2 separate regions of the Homo sapiens genome follow, and region 2 is linked to region 1. A link is a contact called in ENCODE POLR2A ChIA-PET data. All regions are on one chromosome and are shown on one strand. The core of a region is the stretch at or near the end of the contact, and the rest is flanking DNA. Distances in the headings are between cores, read along the strand shown. Region 1 has its middle 21 kb from the start of LINC02606. Region 2 holds the start of SLC25A33 (solute carrier family 25 member 33).

Region 1 (4,008 bases), core at 511-3,010:
TCTTGACCTCCTGACGGGTGATCCGCCTGTCTCAGCCTCCCAAAATGCTGAGATTGCAGGCGTGAGTCACTGCGCCTGGCCGACAGAACTTCTTTTGAGACAGTGCTTGGATGCTGGGGTACTTTTCTTCCCCATCCCGTCCCTGCTGTGGATGAAACAAGGGGGGCCTAGTAAGAAGGACTTCAAGGAGACCCTTCAGAGAGCTGTCAGAGGTACCCAAGAGCTTGGGGACCTGACAACTGGTGTCTGTCACCTGCCTGAGAAATCCTAAAGGCAAGAAGACCTGAAGTCAAAACAAGAAAAGGTGAGGCTGAGTGCAGTGGCTCACACCTGTAATCTCAGCATTTTTGGGAGGCCCAGGCGGGAAGATCGCTTGATTGCAAGAGTTCAAGACCAGCCTGGCCAACATAGCAAAACCCCATCTCTACAAAAATACAAGAATTAGCCAGGTGTGGCAGTGCACACCTGTAATCTCAGCTACTAGGAAGGCTGAGGCATGAGGATCATTTGAACCCGGGAGGCAGAGGTTGCAGTGAACCGAGATCGTGCCACTGCACTTCAGCCTGGGCAACAGAGCGAGACTCTGTTTCAAAAACAAACAAACAAAAAAAGAACAAGGAAAGGTGGCTTCCCTGGGGAGAGTGCCACCTCCTGGGACAAAGGATGCATGAGTGCTTCCCATGGACTGGACACGGACCCTGAGAAGGAACTGCCCAGGGGGGCCACCAGGAGAAATGGCTGAGCCAGGGAACCCAGGCGTCCGCTGAAGATGTCCTCACCCCCTCAAGTGAGCAACACCCCAGCTTCCAGGAAGTCTCCAAGGAATGCTTCAGCCCCTCACAGGAGAAAAATTCGCTTGAAATATTTACACAGCCAAAGGAAATGATGGTGGGGGCTGACAGGGGTACCGCCCCTCCTCCCACTTCACCCTGCAGGAGTCCAGGCAGCCCAGGGAGTGGGAGGGAGGCCGGCAGACAGGAAGGCTACTGGCTGGGAAGAATTTTAACTTCAAGGGGTCCCTGTCACAAACAGAGCACTGTGGACTTGAAGTGACCGGAGGATTTTTCTTATCCAAGAGCTGCTGGAAGGTCACATGGCTGTGAGAGATTTCATCTTAGGACTGGGGGCAAACCAGCCCCCACCCCACCCAGCAATGTTAGTGTTGAATATTCCCTGGAGAATAAAGAAGAGGTTTCCTTCTGCTGTAGCCACAAACCTGCTGTGTCACACGCCAGTTTCACAAACATGGCGTGTGATCCCCACGGGGTGGGGGGAACAGTTGTATTTTTAGATGAAACCTGAGTATTTCTCTGGTCTCTTCTCCCAAACGCTAACCTCCTTGGAAATCTGTGCATGTTCTAGAGCAAAATACTACTTGGAATTTAGATCTTCAGTTTATTAAATAAGAAGTAGCTTCAAGGAGCATAGAATTACATGGTTCCTTTTAAAATGTGCACATAAAGCAACTCTTTTCCCCTGTCATTTTCCATCCTGCAGGCATCCTGCTGGAACTGGGAAGATTGGCTCAGACTGAGTTCCAAACTACGTATCGGCTGGTGAGAGATGAACTGGGTCTTTGCACCAGACAATCTTGTTGAAAATCACCAGACCAAAAGTAGCTGATGCTTATCTGTCTCTGTCGAATTCCCAGGAATCCTGCGGGTGGCGGGGGCGGGAGGGGGGGTCTGAGCCCACGTGGGAAGCCTTGTTAGCCTGTGCCTGGGGGCGTCAGAAGAGGGAGATTGGGCAATTTCTGCTTCTTCACTCCCGCCACCCTCATCTCGCTTGGGGCTCACTCTTTCCAAGTTCTCTTGGTCCCTTTGCCAAGGCAGGGGAGACCCAGCCAGGATATTTATAGTGTTGGTACATGACTGGGCAGCTAGTGGGAGCAGATGTTTTCTGATATGGGCAAAGGGAGCTATTTCTACTGGGAGCTGGATGAAAGTTAGCCAGAAAGGAAGCCGCAGCCATAACTGATGTTCCTGTCCTCTCAACACTGGAGAAGGTACCCCACATCCTTACATGAGCGTGTTCCCCGTCCTCACTGCCTTAACAGCTCAATCCAGGAGATGTGGACTGTGCCAGGCGCTGGGTGGACACTGAGATAAATAAGACAAGGCCCACCTCTTATGATGGTGCAGGAAAACCACTTGTGATGACCCACTCCATCCCTGCAGGCCGAGACCCCATGGGAGCCCAGTAACAGCCGCATGGTGGCGGCTATTGGGCCTGGGGACAGTGGTGGGGTGGCAAGAGGGAAGGAGAAGTCAAGATGAGCCACACGGCCAGTGATGGCTCACTTGGCTTTGACGGATGGGTGGGGGAGGTCCAGGGGAAAAGAGCAGAGGGAACAGAGGCTTTGCTGCCTACCTGATGCATTCTGGGAACATCAAGATGCATTAGATGGGGCCAGAAGGCAGGGGGTTTCCTGAGGGTGTCGGAGGAGGAGGCTGAACAGGTGAGCTGGGGCCAGGCTGCAAAGGATCACCTTCCACACTCAGGAATGTGGACTTTGGTAGACTTCACCTTTAGGCAGGAGGAGCTGGTAAAGGTTTCTAGGGAGGAAAGGGATTCTTATTCTAGGAAGCAACGAGAACTGTGGATCTGTGAGCAGGTTTCTCCCTGTGTCCCCATGCCCTGCGGCACCATACCTGACACGGTCATTGCTCCGTAAGTGCTTGTTGAAGGAGCAGACCCACATGTGGCATCTCTGTCTCCAGACTGTCCATGAGATGAGACGGTCACTAAGATCACTAAGTGTGGCAGGCCTTTCTCAGGGCCCCGACCTCAAAACAGGTCCAGGCAGATTCCTGCATGCCTGACGGCAGCCGTAGACATCATCTCCTTCCAGAGGGGTTCAAGCGCACCCAGACCCTGGAGCAGGTCCAAGCCTCCCCAAGGCTTCTTCTCCTGGCTGCCACCTGCCCTGGAGCCCAGCCTTGCCCTGTCCCTGCTCTGATCCTGTCTGAGCCTGTGCCTGTAGCTTCATCTCCATGCCAGCCTCAACCCAAACTGGGTGTCACCTCTTTCCTTCTATTTGAAAATTATGTGTATTGGCCAGGCACAGTGGCTCACACCTGTAATCCCAGCTCTTTGGGAGGCCGAGGCAGGGGCATCACTTGAGGTCAGGAGTTCGAGACCAGCCTGGCCAACATGGCAAAACCCTGTCTCTCTTAAAATACAAAAATTAGCTAAGTGTGGTGGTGGGGGCCTGTAATCCCAGCTACTTGGGAGATTGAGGCAGGAGAATCACTTGAACCCAGGAGGTGGAGGTTGCAGTGAGCCAGGATCGAGCCACTATACTCCAGCTGAGGCGACAGAGTAAGACTCCGTCTCAAAAAGAAAAGAAAAGAAAATTAAGTGTATTAGCCCATTTTCACGCTGCTGATAAAGACATATCCAAAACTGGATAATTTAGAAAGGAAAGAGGTTTAATGGACTCACAGTTCCACATGGCTGGGGAGGCCTCACAATCATGGCAGAAGGCAAAAGTCATGTCTTACGTGGAGGCAGGCAAAAAGAGAGCTTGTGCAGGGGAACTTCCCGTTTATAAAACCGTCAGACCTCGTGAGGCCCTTTAGAAAACCATCAGATCTCATAATATTCACTGTCATGAGAACAGCTCAGGAAAGACTTGCCCCCATAATTCAATTACCTCCTACCGGGTCCCTCCTACAACACGTGGTAATCATGGGAGCTACAATTCAAGATGAGGTTTGGGTGGGGACACAGCCAAACCGTATCAGCAAGTAATAGTAACAATGACAACAAAAGACGTCTCTGTGCATCACAGCCTTTGCTGAAGGTCTGAGGATACAGAGGGTATTTACAAACACAAATAACTTAAAATGGAATATTCACCTTGTCCTGTTCTTAAATCTCCTCAAGCCATTTCTGTCAACTGGATTCTGGCCCCACCCACGGGCTGCCTATATTCCTTCTTTCTTCTCTCTCTTCCCAAATGCCTGTTCTCCCATTATGCAGAACTGAAGGTTTTGTTTTTGGTTT
Region 2 (3,752 bases), core at 927-3,426, 90 kb after region 1:
GGAGGTGGAGTATGCAGTGAGCCAAGATGGTGCCACTGCACTCCAGCCTGGGTGACAGAATGAGGCCTCCTCTTAAAATAATAGGCCAGGTGCGGTGACTCACGCCTGTAACCCCAGCACTCTGGGAGGCTGAGGTGGGCGGATCACGAGGTCAGGAGTTTGAGACCAGCCTGACCAACATGGTGAAACCCTGTCTCTACTAAAAATACAAAAATTAGCCCAGTGTGGTGGTGCATGCCTGTAATCCCAGCTACTCAGGAGGCTGAGGCAGGAGAATTGCTTGAACCCGGGAGGCAGAGGTTGCAGTGAGACGAGATCGTGCCACTGCACTCCAGCCTGGGTGACAGAGCAAGACTCCATCTCAAAATAAATAAATAAAAATTAAAAAAAACATATAATAAAAATAAAAAATTATTTATTTTTACTTTTTTTTTTCTTTTGTAGAGACAGGGTTTTGCCACGTTATCCAGGCTGGTCTTGAGCTACTAGACTCAAGTCATCCACTCTTCTCAGCCTCCCAAAGTGCTGGGATGACAGGAGTGGGCCACTGTGCTGGGTTTTCTTTACTTCTTTTTCTCAGATATCTCATGCCCTAGTATGGCTTCCCCTTCTCCTAGGCCTGGGAGCAATGGCTTTAATAGTAACCACTGTATTTGCATTTTGGAGGACTGCTCCTAAGAGCTGTTTTTATTTAAAGAGTCCCAGCAATCAAATACAGATTGGCTGGCTAGCTCCCACGTTTCCACACAATTCCCTCCTACTTAAGCTCTCTATGTTTACACACAGGACATCTAACTGCTTGTTCTGGTCAAGGTACAGCTTTCCGGAGCTCTGAGAGACGGAAGAGAAAGGGTTGGTACGTTCTGCAGGTGAATGGTGGTCTGCTGAGAGAGAGACAGACAGAGAGACATAGTCCAAGGTAACAGGAAAGCTTCTGGCACTGGTGCCTGTGCAGTCAGTGGTGTCACTGCCAGGACAGGAAATAGAGGTAGAGCAGGTTTGGGGGAGGGGAAGAATGATAAGTTCAATTTGGGACCTTTATTCATTAGCTCCTTGGGCATTACTAGGTGGCAGGTACTGTGTCAGGAACAACTGTGAACAAAAGAAATAAGGTCCCTGCTCTCCTGAAGCTTACATTCCTGTATGGGAAGGACAACTTAAATAAATCAACAAACTAACTGCAGAAGCCCTGGTTCTATAGTCGTGTGACAGACTGCGCTGCAAAGGCGGCCAGGAAAGTCTCCATCTGGGGGAGACCTGGAGATTAGAAGATGTCAGGTTGAGTATGACAATGACCCAGTGACATAGGCTGAGAGAAGCAGTTTGGATATCTAGGTCTGGGCTGGAGATGATCAGAAAAGAAGCAAAAAGCATACTGCAAAATATACGCAGCATATACTACTACTTATAGGGAGATCAAAAATCCACATAATGATAATGATTATTAATTATTTGAGACAGAGTCTCGCTTTGTCGTCCAGGCTGGAGTGCAGTGGCAAGATCTTGGCTCACTGCAGCCCCCGCCTCCCGGGCTCAAGCGATTATCCAGCCTCAGCCACCCAAGTAGCTGGGATGACAGGGGTGCGCCGCCTCGTCCGGCTAACTTTTGTATTTCTAGTAGAGACACGGTTTCGCCGTCTTGGACAGGTTGGTCTGTAACTCCTGGCTTCAGGCGATCCGCCCGCCCGCCTCGGCCTCCCAAAGTGTTGAGATTGCAGGCGTGAGCCACCGTGAGGGCCTCACTGATTATCTAAGGCTGTTTAGATTATAGATTTTTAGATTATGTTTTTGTTTCCCTAAACGGGGTGGTGAGTACAGAGGTGTGAGATGTAACACGTAATTTGTACACCTTTTGCACACGTAAATATCACAAAGTAAACTTTTAAAATAAGGCAAGGCCTAGGGCCTCGCGAGGCTTCTCTGAGGAGCGAGGACCAGTCAGTCACAGCCAGTTTCCACTGCCTCCACGCTCCGGCCTAGGCCAGCCCCTCTCCCCAGTCATTCGCTCGGGGCTGGCTCCGCCCCAGAACTGCGCAACCTCCCCGCCCACATCCGCGTCCTAACCAATGAGCGCTCGAAATTTGGGTCCACACCCCCGTCACGCCCCGCCCCAGACTCGCGCGCCCGTGACGTCACGGTCCGGCCCCCGCCACGTGACGGCCGCGCGCCGGGCTCTAGCTCCCCGCCGGGCTCGCGCCGCAGAGGCCGGTGAGGCGCCGGCGGCCACGCCGCGGAAGGCGCGGGCCGAGCAGAGCCGGGCGTTGGAGCCCGCGCGCGCATGGAGGCGTTGCCGGCAGCCCCCTGAGGGCAGCGGGGAGACAAGACCCGGCGACCTCGCGCATCCCTCGAGCCGCCACGCGCTCTCGCCACCGGGCGGCGACGGGCCGCGGAGCCGGCGCGGCCATGGCGACGGGCGGCCAGCAGAAGGAGAACACGCTGCTTCACCTCTTCGCCGGCGGGTGAGTTCCCGGGCCCAGCCGCGCGCGCCCCACCGCCTGCGGTCCCCTCGGCCTTCGCCCCGGGCGCGGCCCCAGCCTCCCGCGGCGGTTACCGGCCTTCCCCGGGCTACGGCGCCGGCGCTCGGGAGGAGGAAGTCCCGGCGTCGGGGACTGGTGGGCAGGGCCGAGGGAGGGGGTCGGGCCTTCCTCACCCCTACGTCCTGACCGCAGCCCCGAGGGCGGCTGTGCCCCGCCGCCCGTCCTCCCCGCGGCGTCCCCAGCTTTTCCCCATTCTGAAGAGTCAGTGGCCGGTGAGTGGTGCTCGGCGGCGGTCCAGCCTGGACGCTGTGGCGCGGCCCCCCCTCCCCCGCCCCCTTCTCCTGGGGCCTCTCCCGAAGCGCAGCGCCTCAGAGCCCGTGGTAGGATCGCTGATGCTCGGGTGTGCCCGAGGTTCCTCAGGGCAGCGCGGGAGGTCATCCGGACGGGCAAAAAGGTCTGCGGACGTTGGACGTCAGCAAGGCCTGGGTGGTGCTGGTGAACGGTGATGCTTGCGGCCACACGCGGGGTGGCTAAGCCAGGGACCCGAACTCATATGAGGTCTGGAAGGTGTGTTGAGACACTTCTCGCCGGCTGGTAGACGCTTCCAACGCCAGAGACCGCAGAATTGTAAGGTGTTCCTTGTTTTGAAAGCTGCATTAGGTCTATGGTCAGGCACCTTTTTTCCAGCGGAGACAATGCATTTTTAGGAGGTTGAGTTCTGCGGTTAGGAAGGGAGATGGTACCCCTCGCCACCTCCCCTTGTCACCTCCCGCCGAGAATAGAAGGTAAAATATTTTTGAGTATTAGTAATTTTCTTTTTTCCTTTATCACAGCCGGTGGCTTGGGGTCCTTTCGGAGTCTTACAGATATTTGGAGTATTAATTTGAGGACCTCATCGGCCTGGCACAGGAATTTTTGAGTGTAGGATATTTTGCATAAAATAGTTTATTCTGGGATGATCATCTTGGCTTGAGTAGTTGCAGCCTGGATTCCTACCTGGATATGTTCCTTACAACAAACAATGGTTGAGAAACTTATCTTGGAAGATGACTGATGAAAGCGTCCCTGAGCTTTTTTTGTACTTGTATTGTGGGCAGTCACCAGGTTACTTTAACCAAAAACTTCGGTGGGTCTTCATAGATTGGAAGAGTTTCTCATTCATCTCTTCCCTGTCATTCATTCCCTTGCAACCCTTCCCTCCATGTCTCCATTGAGACTTCCTTTTTTTTTTTGAGAGGGAGTCTTCCTCTGTCGCCCAGGCTGGAGTGCAGTGGT

What was found. ChIA-PET counts read pairs that join two places held with the same protein, here RNA polymerase II (POLR2A).
Region 2: POLR2A ChIA-PET joins it to region 1 with 10 read pairs in Caco-2. The contact joins the promoter of SLC25A33 here to the enhancer-like site in region 1. POLR2A ChIA-PET finds 5 or more read pairs at or near these places in 3 of 52 experiments (Caco-2, H1 and HepG2).

Annotation. Positions count from the first base shown.
Region 1 is chr1:9,447,696-9,451,703 of GRCh38, forward strand. No RefSeq gene overlaps it. Among named protein-coding and RNA genes, the nearest start is that of LINC02606, 21 kb to the left of the region's middle. Within about 2 kb of position 1,761, at least 10 of the 41 ENCODE cell types and tissues checked have a DNase peak (open chromatin) inside an H3K27ac peak, as active enhancers do.
Region 2 is chr1:9,537,289-9,541,040 of GRCh38, forward strand. SLC25A33 (solute carrier family 25 member 33) reads left to right here and starts at 2,177. Exons shown (of 7, transcript NM_032315.3): 1 at 2,177-2,459. The coding sequence starts at 2,404. RefSeq lists silencers at 1,933-2,452, 2,473-2,832 and enhancers at 1,942-2,236, 2,903-3,032.